Regions from separate parts of the Homo sapiens genome. Here region 2 is linked to region 1. A link is an interaction called in ENCODE POLR2A ChIA-PET data of the cell type or tissue named here. Cell type or tissue: MCF 10A. All regions are shown on one strand. Links, peaks and the distances in the headings refer to the core of each region. The heading gives the core; the rest is flanking DNA. Region 1 overlaps ERGIC1 (endoplasmic reticulum-golgi intermediate compartment 1). Region 2 has its middle 25 kb from the start of DUSP1.

Region 1 (10,312 bases), core at 2,041-7,040:
AATTCAGGTGCCTACAAGGACCAGCCATATGTGAAGACAACAGGCTAAGTGGGGTGGTGGTGATGATGATGATGATGATTACTATTAGAGATGGTGGTCTCACTCTTTTGCTCAGGCTGGAGTACAGTGGAGTCGTCATAGCTCACTGTAGCCTCAATCTTCTGGTCTCAAGTGATTCTCCCACCTCAGCCTCCTGAGTAACTGGGATTATAGGCATGCTCTAAGTGTGATTAAGTGGCATCTCTGTCTTTCATGTTTTTTTAAATTTCCATTTGAAATACTTTTTTAACTTTTTGTTTTGAAATAATTTCAGACTTTTCCGCCAAACTGCAAAAATAGTACAGAGTTCCTGTATGCCCTTTACCCAAGCATCCCCAGATGTTAACATCTTACATAATCACAATACCATGATTAAGAGCAGGAAAATCCATTAGACAGTGCTGCCGGCCAATCTGCAGATCGTACTCAACTTTCTTCAGGTGTCCCCTGATGGCCTTTTTCTGATCCAGGATCTCATTGGATTTAGTTGTCATGTCTCTTTAGTCTCCTTCAATCTGTGACAGTTTCCCCATCTTTTCTTGTGCTTTATGACCTGAGTGCTCTTGACAAATGCCAGCCAGTTTTTGTTTTGTTTTGTTTTGTTTTTTTGTAGACTGCCCCTCACTTTGGATTTGTTTGATGTTCTCTCATTGTTAGATTGAAGCTGTACCTTTTAGGCAGGATCCCCCAGAAGTGGTGCTGTGCCCTCCTCAGTGCGGCATATCAGGAGGCACAGGGTGCCGATGTGTCTCCATGCTTCCGGTGCCCACTGTCTTCACCTGGTTAAGATGATGCCTGGGCCAGGCACAGTGGCTCATGCCTGTAATCCCAATACTTTGGGAGGCCGAGGCGGGCAGATCGCTTGAGCCCTGTAGTTGAAGACCAGCCTGGGCAACATGGCAAAACCCCATCCCTACAAAAAAATTAAAAAATTAGCCAGGCATGATGGTGCATCCCTGTAGTCCCAGCTACTCGGGAGGCTGAGGTGGGAGGATCGCCTGAGCCTTGGGAGGTTGAGGCTGCAGTGAGTCATCACATCACTGCACTCCAGCCTGGGTCACAGTGAGACCCTGTCCCTCCAGCCCCCATCAAAAAGACGATGTCTGCCAAATTTCTCCACTGCACAGTTACTCTTTCCATTTTGTAATTAATAAGCGTTTTCTGGGGGAAGTGCTTTGAAGGTATGTCAATATCCTGTCTTTATCAAAGTTTTGATTTGTTCATTTCTTTATTTCTATGTATGTTTTATCCTTTCTGTTTTATCCAATGGCTTATAATCTGTGATGATTGTTATTTATTTTGATGCTCACATTGTCTATTCTTCGGCCAGTGGGAACCCCAAGTTTTTTTTTTTTTTTTTTTTTTTTTTAAAGACAGGGCCTCACCCTGTAGCCCAGGCTGGAGTGCAAGGCTCACCATAGCATTAAACTCCTGGATTCAAATGATCCTCCCACCTCAGCCTCTTGAGTAGCTAGGACTATAGGCACACACCACCACGCCCAACTTTTGTTGTTGTTTTTTGTTGTTGTTGTTTGTAGAGATGAGGTCTTGTTATGTTGCCCAGGCTTTTCTTGAACTCCTGGCCTCAAGCGATCCCCCCACCTGGGCCTCCCAAACTGCTGGAATTACAAGCATGAGCCACTGACTGTGTCTGGCCTCTTCTTGTCCTTTTGACATGTCCTTTTCATTCTTTGAACACTTTCTTGGTTTCTGACATAAGAAGGTGCTCCAGGCCCATCTTGTATTTTTCCTGCCCAGCCTAGAATCAGCCATTCCAAGGAGCTCTGACTGCTTTAAGTAGAGAATAGTGATTAGAAGCCAAGGTTTGGGTGCTCGTTACACTCACTGCTATTGGGCTGTTGCTGTTGCTGGATCTTCTCTATGGAAAGAGCTAGGAAATGTATGTATATATGATACGTATATATACATGTGCATATTTCAGTGTTTGGGTATATTGAAAATGATTAATTCATACTGATATTTCCATTACCACTATAATACCATGTTTTCACCTCCCTTCCCTGACAGTGAGGCACCTGGCCCCACTATCCTTGTACATGTACATGTTTGACCAGTCTCTCTGTATGTAACAATCTCCTATCTCTCTCTTCCTCACCCTGACTGAACTTAGACACTCTGCCCCGAGCCACTGCTGCCTCCTCACCCAGAGCAGCCTCTGACTTCCAGTTTTGAAACAATGGTTCTTATATTTTTTATTTTTTAATTTTTATTTTATGTATATTTTTGAGATAGGGTCTCACTGTGTGACCCAGGCTGGAGTACATTGGCACCATCTTAGCTCACTGCAGCCTCAACCTCCCAGGCTCAAGTGATCCTCCCACCTCAGCCTCCTGACTAGCTGGGACTACAGGCGCACACCACCATGCCCAGCTAATTTTGTTCATTTTTTTTTGTGGAGATGAGGTCTCTCTATGCTGCCCAGGCTGGTCGCAAACTCCTATTCTCAAGCAGTCCTCCCACCTCAGCCTCCCAAAGTGCTGGGATTACAGGCAAGAGCCATCGTGTACAGCAGTTTCTGTATTTTTTTAAACTGCGAGGCCCAGTTTCTGCTTGTCGGTCCCTGATGGTGACCTGGACAAAAGCTGGGCTGTTAGCCACCTGGGGTATCGAGCCCCAGGACACGGCTGTCATGCTTTAATCTGCATGGGAACTTTTAGATCCCCTGTGCACCCCCTCATTTCATACTCAGAGAAGCTGAGGCCCAGCAAGGGCCAGGGATTTTCTGAAGGTCTAACACGAAGTTGGGGTGGAGTGAGGACGAGACCCCTCCCGCTGCAGCCCTTTCCTGCTGCTCATTTCTCCAGTCTTAGGAGAACCCACATGCCCTCCCCACTGGCCCAGGCTGGCCTTCCTATGACACGAGGCGGACCACATCCTCTTCCAGCTCCGCAAGGCCTCTCCGCTCAAATGGTCACCGCCTAGGCCCCAGGCCTCATGTCATCTGCAGACGCGTCTCATTTGTCCTGTAGAGTGTTGGCCCAGCATTTGAGAATGGTGAACTTCCATGTAAAATTCCACATTTTTGGCTTCTCTTGGACACTCAGAAGGTCTGGCCTCCTGAGCCCGCATCTCTACCTGGCAGGTGTCAGCTGGGGCTCGGTGATGGCCGCCTGCTGGTTTGTTTTCTCTCCATTCCCTCTCCCCACCCCTACCTCCCAAATTTGCTGACCTCTCACAGTCTCCCACAGTAGACCGCCCGCCGGCCCCCATCGACACTTGGTGTGAGACTCCCTAGCCACAGCCTGGCCCTCAGGACCCTCTCCTCCAGCCCCGCCCCAGTTTTCCGTCCTCCTCTCCCTGCACATCGGGCTGTACCCTGTGCCGGAGAGAGGACAGCGCCCAGCTTCCCAGATTCGGTCCTACTCTGTCTTTGCTTCTGCTCCTCTCCTTGCCTGGGCTGCTCTTTCCCTCCACCCATCCATCTTCTCCCCCTCCTGCTCTGTGCACACATCACCCCCTGTAGGAAGCTTCACCGAGGACCCCAGGCCAAGTCAGGTACCCCCTCCTGAGTTAATCCAGCACCTCGTGATGAGGATGCCACTACCTTCTCCTTCCCTTTCTTTGCCTCTACCGCTAAACTACAAACTCACTGGGCCAAGGGTTGATTTTTATCTCCTTGCCTAAGGGCCTAAAAGAGGGGGTGTGTTAGTAGGCACTGCGTAAATGTTTGTCAAACAAGCGTTAATAATAATAGTAACCACAAATATCCACGTGGCATTTCTGGGGTGCCAGGCTCTGCCTAAGTACTTTATATGTGCTCAGTCATTTGAGCCTCACCACCATGCTGTGAGATAGTTACTGTTGTTGCCCCCACTTTATAGACAAAGAAACTGAGGCACAGAGAGGTTAAGTGACGGTCCCAGGGTGGTACAGTAGTGGTCATAGTTGAGCCCAGGCATCTGATTCCACAGCACATGCTCTTACCTCTCACACACCTCTCAGTGTTAAAGCGGCCCCCACTTTCTGACTAAGGGATATGAGTAAATATGGACAGGTGAGTTGCAGAGACCCCCAACCTCCCGACCACACCCCAGCCCCAGCTTCTAGTACCCTCAGGGGCACAAGCACAGGTGACTGGGAGCTAAGCAGGCGGCAGAGAAAGTGGTACCTTTGAACTTGGCAGCCCGCAGGAATTTTTCTCCCCTGAGGTCTTAGGAAACTGAGCATGTTTCACGTGTAATTAGGGTGAGCACACTGATTCAAGCATCGGCCCTTACGCAAGGTTTCCAAGGCATTGCGTCGGGTTTAGCTGGGCATACTCTTGTTTCCCAATCACCAAAGAGGAACCGCACACCAGCCTGTCACCCCCAAGGGCTGGAGCCGCCGGCCTCTCCAGCAAGTCAAGTTCTGTCTGAGAGCTGGGATGCCGTGTGGACTAAGGAGGGTTCTGTCGATCAAACTCTGCTGTGGGAGAACTGTCTGCTACGCAGGTTCAAGTGAAGGAAACGAAGCCAAGTGTGTGGGGAGCCTCCCCTGCGAGCTCTCTGCGTCACATCCTTTACAGACACTTCTTTCCCTCACTCCTTTCCGTGGCCTCACAGGGTCTAGTACTAATGGTCCCATTTTTACAAAGGAGGAAACAGGCTCCGAGAGGTGAAGTCGTTTGCTGAAGGTCACATGGTGAACGAGAGGACCAGCCGAGATTTGAACCAGGGTAGTCTGATTCCAGGGTCTTAACTCTTAAATAGCTGAAGCAGAGCCAGAATTAAACCTGTGTCTGTCTGATTTCCAAAACCCTGAATTCTCCCACTACACCACACGATTTCCCTGTGCTCTGGTGGGATCCATAGGAAAGAAAGACATCTGTCTGCTTCTGTGAGGGAAAGAAATCACACAAGACAGGAACCAGAGCCATCACCAGCTGATGCTAAGACCGTGGGCTCCTGGCAGGACTTTCTGTTAACCTCATGCCTTAGCATTCTTAAGAAGAGTCTCCATGAGGCAGACAGCAGGAGCTGGGGGGTGCAGCCGGAGTGGAAACAGGAGGAGGCAGGAAAGGGAAGAGGGGGAGGAGAGGTGACGTGGAGCAAGAATGCAGCATCGTCACATAACTCGAGCAGGGCTGTGCGTTTCCTTGCTTCCTCTAGCGTCAGAGTCACCCCCGATTCAGGGGTTCCATACATTCCATAATTATCCAGTGCCTACTCTGCACCAGGCCCATGCTAGGGTTTGGGAACGTGGCAGGGAACAAAACCTAACTAGGCCCCTGCTCTCGCAGAAGTTACACTCTGATGGAAGACCCACCGATGAGTGGGAGGGTCATCTGGTGGTTCACGCCTGTAATCCCAGCACTTTGGGAGGCCAAGGTGGGCAGATCGGTTGAGCTTAGGAGTTCGAGACCAGCCTGGGCAACATGGCAAAACCCCGTCTCTACCAAAAATACAAAAATTAGCCAGGCATGGTGGCACATGCCCGTAGTCCCAGCTACTTGGGAGGCTGAGACACGAGACTCACTTGAACCTGGGAGGCAGAGGTTGCAGTGAGCCAAGATTGCACAACTGCACTCCAGCCTGGGTGACAGAGCGAGACCCTGTTTAAAAAAAAAAAAGAAATGTTATGAAGAAGAGATGACAAGGGGATGTGATCTAAGGGTGTTGTGGGGAGCAGGGGTTCCATCAGAGAAGCATCTTGGAGAAAGTGTCCTGAAAGAGCAGAAAAACTGTGGGAAGAACCATGGTTTGTTGAACCATGTGTCACACAAGCCAGCACCACTGCCTGCTGCCTTGAGACCCACCCTTTGTGCCCACCTCACTCCTGTTCCATTTGCTCTCCACAGGTTTGACATCTACAGGAAGGTGCCCAAGGACCTTACGCAGCCAACGTACACCGGGGCCATTAGTGAGTAGCCAACCTCTGGCCATGCCCTCTGCCCCATCTCCACTGCCTGTGCCTGCTCTCTCTGTGCAGATCATCTGGGCCAGGGAGGAAAGAAGGAAAGACAGGAGGGAGGAAAGAAATGCTGAGCATCTTGCGGGGGCCCTTCAAGCATTTCCTCACTTACTCTCTATCCTCACTGTAACCCCTCAAGGCACAGGCACCATCTGGAAGGACATGAAAGAAATTGTCAAGAGTAGCTGCCAGGCTGGGCGCGGTGGCTCACGCCTGTAATCCCAACACTTTGGGAGGCCAAGGCGGGTGGATCAATTGACATCAGGAGTTCGAGACCAGGCTGACCAACATGCTGAAACCCCGTCTCTATTAAAAATACAAAATTAGCCAGGCATGGTGGTACATGCCTGTAGTCCCATCTACTCGGGAGGCTGAGGCAGGAGAATCGCTTGAAACAGGGAGGTGGAGGTTGCAGTGAGCCGAGATCACACCATTGCACTTCAGCCTGGGCAACAAGAGCGAGACTCCATCTAAAAAAAAACAGTAGCTGCCCCTGGGAGAGGAATTGGGCCCAGGGGTAGGAAGGAGATTTACTTTTCTCTTTATACCTTAAAAATGATTTGAGTTTTCCACCAAAGCATGTTTTTATCCATTAAAAAAAAAAATCACAATCTCATCCAGACTTTGGGTTCTAAAGACCATTCTTCAATAAAAGGAACCATGGCTCCTTGGAGAAATGGCTGATTTCAGGGCTAGGCAGGGTAAAGATAGAGGAGCCTGGAGTGCCTGGTGTCAGCAGGACCTAGGAGCCAACTTGAAAGTCAGCCTGCAGCAGTTTGAGTAATAAAATAAATAATGACATTATTGGCTTAGAAGCCAGAGAATTAAGAAAGAGTTCTGTGGGTCCTAATTGATATCAATAAATGGGGGAGAAGAGACAAATCCATTCAGAAGAATTCCAAATAATATACAGGCTGAGTATCTCTTATCCAAAATGCTTAGGACAAGTGTCTCAGATTTTGGATATCAGATTTTAGAATATTTGCATTATACTTATCAGTTGAGCATCCCACATCCAAAAACCTGAAATCCAAAATGCTTCAGTGAGCATTTCCTTTGAGCAACATGTTGGCACTGAAAACGTTTCAAATTTTGGAGCACTTAGGATTTTGGGTTTTCAGATTTGGGATACTCAACGTGTATGTAGCTATTCTCCCATCCAGGTGGTGGAGTTTAATTCCCCTCTCTTGAGTGTGGACTTAGTAACTCTATTTCAAAGAATAGAGAATGGGAAGGAAAAATAAGGCCTTTACTGAGGAAATATGGCAAGTGCCAGTGAGGAACCAAGTGAGAAAGGTTGGCATGACCAGTGATAAGCCACGTGCATATCGTGAGCCCCTGATAGGATGCATGGAGGCATCTTGCCTCCATGGGATCGTACCAAAAAACCACAGTTCAGTCTAATCATAGGAAAACTCACAATCCCAGGTCAGGGGACATTCTATAGGATACTTGGCCAGTACTCTTCAAACATGGCAAGGCCTTGAAAAACACAAAAGACCGAGGAACTGTCACTGATAAGAGACTAAGGACCCAGGATGAAAATGCAAAGTGGACTCCCAGATCAGTTCCTGGAACAGAAATCTGGAGTTTGTGGGAAAACTGGTGAAGCCCAAATAAAGTCCGTAGCCAAGTTCATGGTACTGTACTAATGTTCAATTCTTCATTTTGACAAATGTAAGATGCTAACATAACGGGAAGCCCAGTGAAGGGCGTATGGGAACTGTCTGTACTACCTTTGCATCTATGATTATTCTACAGTAAAAAGTTTTAAAAACAAACCAAAGCCACCTTGCAAACAGGGGATGCTTTCGCCTCATTTTCCCAATGAGAAAATGAGCTGAGAGAGGTGAGCTGAAATTTCACAGCTCACAGAAGATGGAGCCACGACTCATACTCAGGTGGGCCTCCTTGCACCCCACAAGCCCCCCTAGTGCCTGGTGTGGGAGAGGGAACTGCCCCCCTGATGGTCCCAGCCCTGCTGCCTGAGCAGGGTCCTGGGCCGGGCAGTCGGTCATATTGGAGTCCACTTCTCCCAGGTCAGGCCATTCTCAGTTGGGGGAGGACCTTGGGGATCCGGCTGGGCTTGTTGAAGCTGCAAGATGCCTTTGAGAGCCCTGAGGAAGGGACAGCACAGCCCCGTGGCAGGATGCATGTCACACAGGCTCTGTGTTCGGGCAGAGCAAGGTTCATCCTCCCATTTAGCAGCAGTGTGACTGAGCAAGTCACTCCCCTCTCTGAGCCTCAGTTTCCTGATCTGGGGATTAAATGTGTCCCGGGATGTGTCTTGTGCAGGGCACGTACTAACCCCTCAGTGCATGGATGACTCTCCTTTTCTTCTCACTGTCCTCCCGGAGCCTGCAACACATGAGGGCCTGTGGCCTGAGAAGCTGTGCAGCTTTGTGCCTTGACTCCCGAGGAAAGGATATGGAGGGGACCATGAGAGGAAAGAGCCTTGGTAGTTTATGAACCTGATCCAAAAAAATCAAATGAGGCTTCCTGCCCCATTCCTACCGTCCACCAGTGGCTCCATCCTCTTCCCTCTTCTCCATCTCTGCAGTCTCTCCCTTGTCTGGTATGTTTAACAGTCAGGTGTGTATTTTTCTAGAGTTTTAAAAAATATATTTAGGCTGTTTTTTTTTTTTGAGATGGAGTCTCGCTCTGTCCCCCAGGCTGGAGTACAGTGGTGGGATCTCGGTTCACTGCAACTTCTGCCTCCCGGGTTCAAGCAATTCTTGTGCCTCAGCCTCCCCGAGTAGCTGGGACTACGGATGCCCACCACCATGCCAAGCTAATTTTTGTATTTTTAGTAGAGACGAGGCTTCACCATGTTGGCCAGGCTGGTCTCGAACTCCTGACCTCAAGTGATCCGCCTGCCTCGGCCTCCCAAAGTGCTGGGATTCCAGGCATGAGCCACTGCACCTGGCCTATTTAGGCTTTGATATACCTATATCACTGTTTGAAACACAAAAGGGAGCATACTCTGCACACTGTTCTTCCCCTGCCTTTCTTCTGCTGATACATCCTGGGCACCTTTCCTGCCAGCGGATAAACAGCCACCACATTCTTCTTTCCAGCTGTGTCACATTCTGTTATCTGGCTGACCTACGGGGCCTGTGGCCAGCCCCTGAGGGTAGACATTCCCCATTCTGGTTTGTTGGAGATCCTTGTCCATATCTTTTTGTATCCTTGTACAGTTATTTCTGTAAGGTAACTTCCCTAGAAGAGGAATTACTGGGTTAAAGAGTATGTTTTTTTTTTTTTTTTTTTTTTTTGAAACTTACAAGGTCCTGCCAAAGGGCCCTCCAGGGACATGGTCTGATAGACAGTTTCAGCCACAGCACAGGAGACAGCAAATTTCCTTACACAAGAGGAAAGGCGTGAGGCATAGGAAGCCAGCCCTTAGCTACCATTTAGTGAATAAATATTTATTAACCAGGTCCTTGGGCCAGGCGCCATGCCAAGCCCTGGGACTGTGCTGATGAACGGGGCTTCCATCTTTGTCCTTGAGGAGCACACGACTGGGCAGGGCGGGCTGACTTGGACACACACCATTTCATTACTTTGTGATGGGTGCTATTAATAACTGAAGGAAAGATCAGGGCATTGGAGACTTACAGCTCAGGGTTTAAATGTTGCCTCCTCCACTTACGTGACTGTGTGACCTTGGACAAATTCCTTGACCTCTCGGAGCCTTGGGTCTCAGGTCCAGTGCCCCCTTTGGCTGGCCGTACCAGGTTTCCTACCATCAAGCCTTCTCCTGGGGTCACATTCCTACTGTCCGATGCCTGAGTCAGTTTCAGAAGAAGTCTGGAGTTAGAGAGCCTTAGAGTCTTGCCCAAACATGGACTGAAAAACCTTCATCAAGCCTTCAGTATCAGAAGGCCTTTCTGGTTGAAATAGTTTTTACCTCCTGTTGTGTTTTTTATTCATTCATTCAATAAATATTTATTTTATACCTTCTCTGAGCCAGGCACTGTGCTAGTCTCTGAGGCCACAGTGGCATTGTGACCTGGTCTCTGTCCTCCTCCTCTATCTGGGGTAAGGGTAACACACGCCATGAATGCGTGTGATCGGGACCTTTGGACCACTTGAGTCTCTGCCGAGTAGACTTGGCACTTATTGTGTCCACCTGCTGGGCTGACCAGGCTTAGTCCGAGCCTTGAAAAAGCACACAGATTTCAGGAGGCCTTTCCATCCCATCCCCCCAGCTCTGGTGCTCTGGTGTGGATAGAATTAGAACCCTGGGACACACGTCTACAAGCATGAACACGGAAAGTAGCTAGGAGACCTGAACCCATCCAAGTTAGCACTGACCTTCATGAACACATCCTGTTTTGTTTCGTTTTTTTTGAGACAGAAT
Region 2 (10,312 bases), core at 1,990-6,989, 92 kb before region 1:
GGTAGAAATTAGTATTTCTGCCATTTTTTCATTTTCATGGGACTAAAGCACAGAGAGGGAAGGTAATTGTCCAGGGTCACGCAGCTGGCAGGTGGTAGAGCGGGGGGTAGCTGAGTAGAGGCAAAAAGAAGTCTCATTTGGCCTCTGATGAGTATTCTCAGCACTTTAGGGGCTTCTGGTAGACTGTGGCTCATGCAGGGGTCAGGCCTGGCCCATTCACTGTGCATCCCAGCACCAACACCTAGCAGGATGCCTGGTGCAGAGTCGGTACTCTGAATGGCAAGAGAGCAGCAGTGCAGACATAGGAAGGAAATTCCCTGGGCTCTGGAGTGAGGACTCCCCTCCATCCCCCACCCCCACTGTTTGCCAGCTCTCTCACTTCTCCACTCTGTTACTGCTTGATTGCTTCTGCCTCTTGGAACCTCTGTCTCCTCATCTGTAAAATACAATCATAATAATAGTACCACAAAGGGGATTATGAAGGTTCAAGGGTAAGAGGTGCATATAAAGTCCCCTCACACCTGCGACGCTTGATAAATGGTACCTGCCATTACTAATTGGAAATGGGGAGCTGTCTGCAAAGGGACTTTGAAGAGCAGACCCAGTGTCTTGGGAGATGTTTTGCTGCTATTGAACTTCCTGAGTTCACAGACAGAAGGAGAACTTTCCCAGGTCAGGACGGAGGTGTGAGGGCCTCAGCTCAGAGGAGGGACTCAGGGATATTTGATATCACCTTGTGAGCCAGCATGTGATGGGGCCAACCAAGGATGTGAGACACAGCCTGAGACTCGGGTGGGGCCAGCCTGGGAGCAGGCTGCCTGCTCTGGCCCAGAAGAACCCGCTGAGGGCTGCCAGCTGGATTCTCAGACCAGAGCCTAAGGCTGATGCCAGCCAGGTCGGGGGCCTCAGGCGGGTCCTACCCCCACTGCCTTGGCCAGCTCAAAGAGCCTGCCAGGACCACCCCCACCCACACCCAGCTTCTTCATTCTGATAGGGAAAAGCAAGGCCCAGTGAGGGGCAGGGACTGGCCAAGGTGCCCAGCAGGCACTCGGCAGGGACCAGGATGCCCAGCTCTTGACCCCAGCCATGCCCCTCACTTGGCTGGGCACTCCAACTGAGGCCACCCTGCCCACCTCCAGTGCCCAAGAGGGGACAGACTGTGGACAGGTTGATTTCTGCCCCATGATCACCAGCACCAAGCTGATCTTCCCTGGTTCAGGCCCTGGCATGTGGTAGGGCTTGGAAATACCCGCTGCGCAAGTGAGACCCTACTTGGTGCTGGGCACAGGGGTAGGACCCTTGGAGCCTCACGGGGCTGCCCACCAGGAGACCGTGAGGTCACAGAGGTGGAAACCATGTGAATCGGTGAGGAGGGTGACACAGGCGTGATTTATTAGGGTAGCAGATTTATTAGGGTAGCAGGCTGATGTGGAGGGTCACAGGCTTTGGGCCACACTGTCCAGGTTTAAATCCCAGCTCTACCAGGGACCAACTGTGGGGCCTTGGGAAAGTGCCTTAGCCTCTCTGTGCTTCAGTTTGCTGGGTCCTGGAGTGCTGACCCCTTAGGGTTGCCATGAGGATTAGTGAGATATATGCACTTGGCATGGCCCGGAGTACAGTCAGCACTCACCCAATGGTGGCCATTGTTGCCCTCCACCATCGTTGTCTCCAAGCCATGCACATGCCTGTATATGCATGTGGGGTCCCAGAGAGCTGCACTGCTTCCAAAGAGGAGCTGTCACCGTGACTCACTGGAGCAGAGCTTTCTAAACGGTGTCAGCTCTTCCCTGCTGCTGCTGGTTTTTACATTTTTATTTATTTATTTATTAGACAGGGCCTTGCTCTTGTCACCAAGGCTGGAGTGCAGTGGCAATCCTAGCTCACTCCATCCTTAAACTTCTCGGCTCAAGCAATCCTCCTGTCTCAGCCTCCCAAGTAGCTGGGACTACAGGTGTGCACCACCATGCCTGGCTAATTTTTTTGGTTTTTTTTTGGTCTTTTGCACAGACAGGTTCTCACTATGTTGCCCAGGATGATCCTGGCCTCAAGCAATCCTCCCATCTTGGGCTCCCAAAGTGCTGGGATTACAGGCATAAGCCATTGCATCTGGCCTCTGCTGCTACTGCTAATTCCCTCTGGATCTTTCCAGATGACTCCAGTCCGTCTGAAGCCCCTTCATTCCTGCCCTGGGCTGTCACCCAGCAATTCCTGGGGGTGGGGGCACTGAGGCCCATGAGCGTCCTTACTCTAAATGGCCCCAGAGTGCTGGGTGAAGTGGGGTCAGCCAAGAGCCCTGGGCAGTGGAGCAGGGCTTCTATCCTGGCTCTGCCTGTGGTTTGTGGCAGCCTCAGGCTGGGCATCTCTCCCCTTGGGGCCTCCACATTCTCGTGGTAAGGTAGCAGATGATCTAAAATAAGATTGTGATCTCCACTGCCTCTTTGATGGCACAGACTCCGTTATTCTATTTTTGCGTCTTCTGTTAGTAGCATCGTTGTCCTCAACAGTAGCGAGCATTTATTGAACACCTGTTTTATGCCAGAGACTAAACTTGGTGGTTTGTATCATGGTAGCTATCAGTTACTGCATGCTCGGATCCACCAGCCATAAGCGCGTGGCAGGAGCGTCTCATTCAATCATCACAGATCCCTTCTGGGGAGGAATTATGATCATCCCAACCATAAGGATGAGCAAAGCAGGTTCCACATGATGAGATGCCCTCATTCTGCCAATTTGGACGTAATCACCAAACCATGCCCAAATCCCACTGCTCTGTGAAGGAGGAATTTTCATCTCCCATTCATTGATTAAAGAAAAACCAAAACCCGCTGCCCAGAGAGGGGAAGTGACTCAGCCCTCATCCCACTGTTTGAGATGGTGGCCTCTGAGGACATTCTGCCTCTACTCTCTATCTTCTTTGATGCCAATGGTCTCAGCTGAGGCTTCAAAGAAATGTGACCTGGGCTTTGTGACTCCCAGTTCCTCCTCAGAATTCCTGTTCAGTTACTCTGGGCCTACAGTGGACTCCAGGTAACTAAGGGTCTAGCCTTTGGCCAGAGGTCTGACCTCCAGATAAACTTGAGCTCTAGGGAAGAAAGGCACAGACCATGGAAGGTCACACCGTCTCCACTGCTCCTTCCTCCCTGAAGCTCAAGCAGGGGCTTCTTCCCACCTGGGCCACCTGCTCCGTGATGCACCCACGTTATCTTCTTTGTGGCCTGTGACAATTTCCTGGCTCGGGATGAGGAGCTTCATTTTGCAGATGAGGAAATTGAGGTCGAATGGTTTATCCAAGCAGGGAATCATTCGGTGGTGCCCCAGGCAAATAATATTATCAAGGACGCTTTTTAAAATTCCAGCAGACTGGAGAGGGTGGGTTGTTTTTCCACTTTTGGGTAAGGATTTTGGACTTCAGCCTGCAGGCCCTGCCTCCAGCCAGGCAGAGGAAAAGGTCGCATGAGAGACGCAGCTCTGGTTCAAAGGTCCCTCACGGAGAAGCCTTTTCCTTCCAGCAGCCGCCACGGAAGGCCGACTTACTTGCTCTTTTCAGGCCTCTATTATACTTGCCTTTTACCCCTAAGAGCAAAGAAAAGAGGAAGCTGCTGTTTGCTTTCTGGAGGCCCAGGCAAAGTGAAAATAGGAGCACCCATGAGAAAGATGGTGACTCATTCCCTGACGGAGGGACCAGGCCAGCTAGAGCAGAGGGGCCTTGGGAAGACCTGGGCTTTTGTTCCTTTTGGGACCAAAATGAATCACTGATCTCATTAAGTCACACCGGCCAGTCCCGAACTTTCCCGGGTAGAACCACTGCAAGCATCAAATCTTAGGTGAGGCCCCATCAATGGTCATGAACAGGAGCAAAAAGGTTGAGCTTCTCCTCATTCAAAAGGCCAGAAAAGACCTTGTTCTCCTTGGAGCAAAGTGGTAACTGGACCCAGAAGAGGAAGGTCAGGCACGATGCCTCGAACAAGGCCGGTCAGCAAGGTGGTAGCCCCCTACCTAGGCACACTAGTGCTTTGGGACGCCATACAACACACCCACTCATTTGCCCATGGATTCAGACAGGGAGTCAGCAAGCATTGACAGGACATCCAGCTGGTGCCAGGTGTTCTACATGCCATCTCTTCTCCAGACCCTGCATAAGAGGAAGAGGAGCCTCATTCCACAGACAAGAAAACAAAGGTGGCTGGGCGCAGTGACTCACCCCTGTAATCCCAGCACTTTGGAAGGCCAAGGTGGGCTTATCACCTGAGGTCAGGAGTTCGAGACCAGCCTGGCCAACATGGTGAAACCCTGTCTCTACTAAAAATACAAAATTAGCAGGGCATGGTGGTAGGCACCTGTAATCCCAGCTACTTGGGAGGCCAAGGCAGGAGAATCGCTTGAACCCAAGAGGTGGAGGTTGCAGTGAGCTGAGACTGCACCATTGCACTCCAGCCTGGGCAAAAAGAGCAAAACTACCCCCTCAAAAAAAAAAAAAAAAAAAAAGAAAGAAAGAAAAGGAAAGAAAAAAGAAAAGAAGAAAAGAAAAAAAAGAAAAGAAAAGAAAACCAAAGCACTGGCCTGGCTCACACAGCCAGGAATCCATCCCAGAGCTGGCTGACCCCGAACCTTTCTTCTTTTGATGTTTTCTCTACAGAGACCTACTCTTCATCAGCAGGCACTGAAGGCACATTTCACACATCATCATCTGTGTTTGTCTAGGAGAGCCTAGAAAGTCAGAGATTTTTCTCGACAAAGCAGCCTGGGTTATTTCAGAGGAGGAACCTGCTGCATGGAGAAGCAGAAACTTGGGCCCATCCTCCAAGGCTTCAGCATTCCAGAGGCCAGATGTGTGAGCCTGACGTCACCCACCAAGTCGTGGCCCCATTCCAGGCTGCGCTCCGATGGATTGCGACCCCTGTTCCTCCATGCTGTCTCCTCCTCCCTTTCCTTGGCGTGAAGGAGACTGAGTGGTGCTGGCAGCCACTCCCCAGCATCTGGCGGAACATTCTGCCCCATAGTTGAGCTCTTTTCACTCCCTAGCTTCCCCTAGGGATGGCTGGTGACTCATATTTCCATTTTCAATGTGGGGCCAGGAGCCTGATCTTTCCATGACCACCAGGACTGGCTATATAGCGTCGGAATCAAGGACATGAGCTATGACATCAGATAGGCCTGAGTTCAAATCCTTCTCGACTGCTTGTTGGCTGTGTGATTTCGGTCAACTAACTCACCCTCTCTGAGCCTCTCTTTCCCCATTTGGAAATGCAGGCCACAATGATCCACTCTGATGTCTTCCTTCTTGCAAAAGTCCCTTCCCTTTTGCCTGAAGCTCTGAAAAATGAACCGTTCCCTCTATCAGCTTTCTCTTTTAAATATTTACCTTTCACAAGCCGAGGAAAGAGGAAGCTGATATTAGATTTTTTGAAATAGAATAGTAATATTTATATGCCATTTACTGTGTGTAAAGGATCTATTATCAGGTGTTATTATTCACCCCATTTTATAGGTGAGGAAACTGAGGCCCAGAGAAGTAAAGTAACTTGCCCGAACCAGTAAGTGGCATGGCTGAAATTCACACCTAGGCTGTCTGTCTTCAGAGCGCATGCTCTTAATCCCGATATAGAGAAATGCAAACGAGATGAAATGGGGAAGGCCTTGGCACAGTGCTGGGCCCACAGTGAACTCCAAGTAAGTGTTTGCTGCTAGTACTATTACTACTATTACTTCATCAGCATGTCAGAGTCTCATCCTTGCACGCGAGAAGAAGCAGGGCAGGGATCCCTGCCCTTCTGGCCAAATCCAGCAGTCAAGATGCTCTTGAGTTAAAAAGGGCCAATCGCTCACCCCAAATGTGGGGGTCCCTTGCATGCCAATGGAATGTTCTTGTCACGTGGCCTGCCAAGGGGGGATGCTCTCCCTTGTCCTTAGGGTGGAAACAGGAGAGGCCCCATAGATGTCAGCAGATTGTCAGGTGACCGTCCAGCCCAGGCAGCTTGGCTCCAAGAGGCCAGGTTTAACCACTGGGCTCTCTGCTTCCCCGAGAGACCACTCCTATCAAAAGGTGAAGCTTGTGATTTGGGCCCTAAAACCAAAAAGCCAATGAGATGCTGGTAACAGAAGCCCTACCAGAGACAAAGTATCCCTTCGTGGTTACATGTGAAAGGCTGGGCACAGGAGTATCAGGAAAACACAAACACAAAGAAAGCAGGGCTAGCAATATGGATGGCAGACAAGACAGAATTTGAGGAGAAAAGCATGAAATTGAAGGATAAGGGGACCTCTTTGTCTCCATGTGCCACCTCCAACTGGCCTCTCATTTTTATTATCCTTCCTAGACCTCTTCCACCTCATCCAGTTCTTCTGTGGCCCCTTGGTGGCCAAGGCCCGCCCTCTTCATGCCCCACGAGAGATGAGCCAGCCTCCAGGTCTCCCACTGCTGCTTGGTTTCCTTTCTCAGGGGCCTTTGGGAGGTTGAGTTTTTTGTTTTTTTTTTTTTTTTTTGAGACGGAGTCTTGCTCTGTCACCCAGGCTGGAGTACAGTGGTGCCATCTTGGCTCACCGCAACCTCCACCTCCCGGGTTCAAGCAATTCTCCCGCCTCAGCCTCCCGAGTAGCTGGACTACAGGCGTGCACCACCATGCCTGGCTAATTTTTGTATTTTTAGTAGAGATGGGGTTTCACCATGTTGGCCAGGCTGGACTCGAACTCCTGACCTTGTGATCCGCCCACCTCAGCTTCCCAAAGTGCTGGGATTACAGGCGTGAGCCACCGTGCCCAGACGAGGTTGAGATCTTTACTGCTTGGTCTTCTTTGACCAGACATGGCTATTATCCCCTCTCTCCCCCAGTTTCCAAGGTTCCAACTCTGCCTGTTTTCAGGGCACTAGGGAGCTTGCCTCCCAGAAGGAGTGAGAGCGAGGGTGGACACCCAAAGGCCCTCTGCCTGGCTGGTTGCTCACACAGCTGTCTTTGAGTGAAGCGTCTGGCCCACAGTAGACATCCATAAATGTGTGTTGCCTAAACTCAACTGAACCCTTAGTCTATAAATTCTGTTACTTTAACTTGAAAAAAGTGATGAGGAGGTCTTATCTGACAGTATTCATCCTGAGCTATAGAGATCATTCTAGAAAATTTCCTACCGAATGTTTTCAGCTAGAAAATAAGCTCACTGGAAGCCCCCAAGCCCATGCCTGTCCCTTACTTCCTTCATTCAATGAGCATTGATCAAGATTGCTACCCAGCACTTGATGTTGTAAGAAATGCAAAACTGTGTAAGGCTTCAAGCTGCTAACACTATAGAAAGGACAGGAAGTCCTCCAGCCATGGGTCGATGTCTATGGAACATCAGCTATTTGCTCCCAGATATTGATTACTTACAGTGCAACAGGAAACAGAACACTTCGTGGAGCTCATAGTCTCCAGCGGGGGTTGACAGACATCAAAACCAAAATCACAGCCCCAAGCGCAATCATCCCAAGCCCCCATCACAGTACCAGGCACCCCATGCAAACAGCTGCCTTTCAAGACACTCGCTTCAGAGTTGGGCTCAGCTGGCTAGCACCTCAGCTGCATCACTTACTTTGTGTGACCTTGAGCAAAAGGTATAAACTCCCTGAGGCTTAGTTTCATTTTCTGTAAAATGTAAATAATAATCACTTTCTTCCTGGGGTCATGATAAAAATGAAAAGCAATGACCCAAGTAGCTGGCATATCATTATTATTATTATTATTATCATTATGATAATGACCATGACAATATAATAAATACCAGATGAATGGCACAGAAATGGGAGAGGGAGGGAATACTTCTTCCTGGAGAGAGGATGGTATGAGGATAATTTTCGGGAGAAGGTGGGTGTTGGTGCTGAGCCCTAAAGGAGGGGTTGGATTTCTATACAAGGAAGTGGCGAAGAGTGAATCAGTTCAAAAGTAGAAAAATGAATGATTCAGAAGGTCATTAAAATAAAACAAATAAAGAATCTAAACCAAATGACTGGGTTCCTTAAAAATAGGACATTGCATTGCCAAGCTAAGAAGCATTAGTCAGGCGGAGGAGGTGGCTACTGGGAAATTTCACCCAGTTCAGCATTATTGAGAAGTTGTGGGTTCCTGAAGCCTTCAGTGGGCGTTGTGCAATCCTGAGGGGTTAAGGTAACCCAAACCCTGGTCCAGGGAGTGAAAGGGAACTGTATAGGTTGGGGTCAATATTAGAAAAAAGCTCCTTGAAAAGCACAGTGGTCTCCACGGAAAGTGGTTAAGTGTGTTGGAGGAGTCTGGGGCGGTTCTACGGGCCAGGGGGCATCTGTCCGGGGAGCCATGACAGAGAACATCTGGAAGGCAGGGACTGTGCAGCCCGGGGTCTGGGTCTGACCCATTCATTCTCCCTGCAGTGTCTTGCAGTCTCTCCTTGCTTCTCTGCGCACTCTTCTGCGACAGGCACACTCCACCTTCCCTGTCCAACGGGTGGGGCTTGGTAGACGGGGCTCAAACCCCAGCTCTGCCACTCACTTGCTGTGTGATATTGGGCAAGTCACCTCACCTCTCTGTGCCTTCATTTTCCATCCATAAGAAGGGTGATCATAATAGGATTATGGTGAGAAATAAATGAAACACGCCTGACACACATAGGTCAGAAAATGTTAGTTCCAGCACCTTCTGTTCTCCTCCTTGTCCTGGCCTCATCCTCTCCTTCTCTACCTATTCTGATGATTTCTTGCTGGAGGTGACCATGGATTCTATTAGGCAAATAATTGAACACCTCCTGTGTGGTGTCCTGCCAGACAATGACAAATGTCATTGATTCATTTGTGTCATTCCACTTACATTAACAAATAACTATAACAGGATGAGCATTGTTCTTAGAATGAAAACAAAAATATGATACACAGACAAAGGGACGAGGGGCATACAGAGATGGAAAGGAAGTGGCCAGGGACTGGGAAGGGAGGAGCCAACATCTGCAGTGCCCCTGTTGTGTGCTGGGCATGGAGAAGGACCCCCAGGATCAAGAGAAGAATGGAGCCCAGCCTGGGCTTTGGAGGTGCCACGGCGCAGTGCGAGACAGACGCGCAAGCCTAAATGTTGGGGGTCCCAGGAAAGACTGTGGTTTTACTGTCTTGGGTGAGCTGGGGAAGGCTTTTGAGAGGAGGTGATAGAGGAGCTGGGTGCTGAAGGTTGAGTACTTACCAGGAAAGGCATTTGAAACAAGAACAACCCATGTGAAGGCCGAGCGGCATCAAAGAACAGAGTATTTGGGAAATAGTTGGGTGTTTCTTTAGAGTAAGTGAAATTCAACCTTTTCATTTAGCATAGGAACAGACACAGAGTAAGTGCTCAGTTAAGTGATTGAGCGTGGGTCCAGCACATTGGTACTGTTAGATCGTCCATCAATTTGCCCCCAGCTCTAAGCCTATATTCCTCGGGACAGCCCCATCATCTTCCAGGATGAGGGCAGCCTCAGGGTCAGAGGGAGGAGAGAAGTGAGCTACAAACAAAGAGAGGCAGTGGAGTGGGACAGGCCAGGGCTCGCTTCTCAGGGGCCTGTGCAACGTCTTTCCTGCCTGGGGCCGAATGTTCTGTTCCCTTCCCCGGACAGAACCCGAAGGTTGAGCCAGCCCGCTGACCCGGGCTGAGCTAACGGGAAAGTGGGCCGCACTGGGCCCCAAGTCATCAGCTCACCCTGATGAGCCAGGCCCTGGAGATTCCACCAGCCCCAGGCAGCATTTAGAGAAGTACTAGGCCGAGTCATCAGCTCTGTGCAGTCACTGCCTGCTAGGGCTGCGCAGGGTGAGTGGGGAAATAAACAGATTGCGGCACTGAGCCGTGGGAACCAAGCGCCGGGGCACTGGAGCTCTCTCCCTGGGTTTGTTACCAGAAGATGGTTATGTAATCAGCTCACTCATGCCTTCAACAAGCATGTATTGAGTGCCGACTGGGTGCCAGGCACTGTTTCTAGGCTCTGGAAATATAGCTGGGACAGATATAGAGACCCTGCCTCAGGAAGGTGACATTCTGGTGGCCAAACGCATGCGAACACTGTCCTCCCGCATTCAGTGAGTGTTTACCGGAAGCCAAGCTCTGTCCCAAGCACTGTGCTGATGATATCTCATTTCATCCTCTCTGTCACTGTAGGAGGCAATCTTTATTGTTATCCCATTTTACAGAACACACTCTCCTGCCTTAAGAACCCACCAGCAAGAACCCCCTTCCCCACATCTTCCCATGGTCCTTCTCATCCTTCAGGTCAAATTGCTTCTCAAAAGGCAGTGAGGGCCAGGCACGGTGGCTCACACCTGTAATCCCAGCACTTTGGGAGGTCGAGGTGAGTGGAT

The links. Peaks named below come from ENCODE experiments on the same cell type or tissue, not always from the same donor. Only the 100,000 strongest peaks of a DNase experiment are listed, where the experiment ranks them.
Region 2: POLR2A ChIA-PET joins it to region 1 with 5 read pairs; 8 of 35 experiments call an interaction of 5 or more read pairs at or near these places.

What each region holds. Positions count from the first base shown.
Region 1 is chr5:172,882,863-172,893,174 of GRCh38, forward strand. It overlaps ERGIC1 (endoplasmic reticulum-golgi intermediate compartment 1), which reads left to right. Exons shown (of 10, transcript NM_001031711.3): 2 at 5,837-5,898. Among named protein-coding and RNA genes, the nearest start is that of MIR10523, 27 kb to the right of the region's middle. In MCF 10A, for the core only: no CTCF peak of the experiment used is centred there; a DNase peak (open chromatin) is centred at 4,289.
Region 2 is chr5:172,790,613-172,800,924 of GRCh38, forward strand. No RefSeq gene overlaps it. Among named protein-coding and RNA genes, the nearest start is that of DUSP1, 25 kb to the left of the region's middle. In MCF 10A, for the core only: no CTCF peak of the experiment used is centred there; DNase peaks (open chromatin) are centred at 3,679 and 4,979.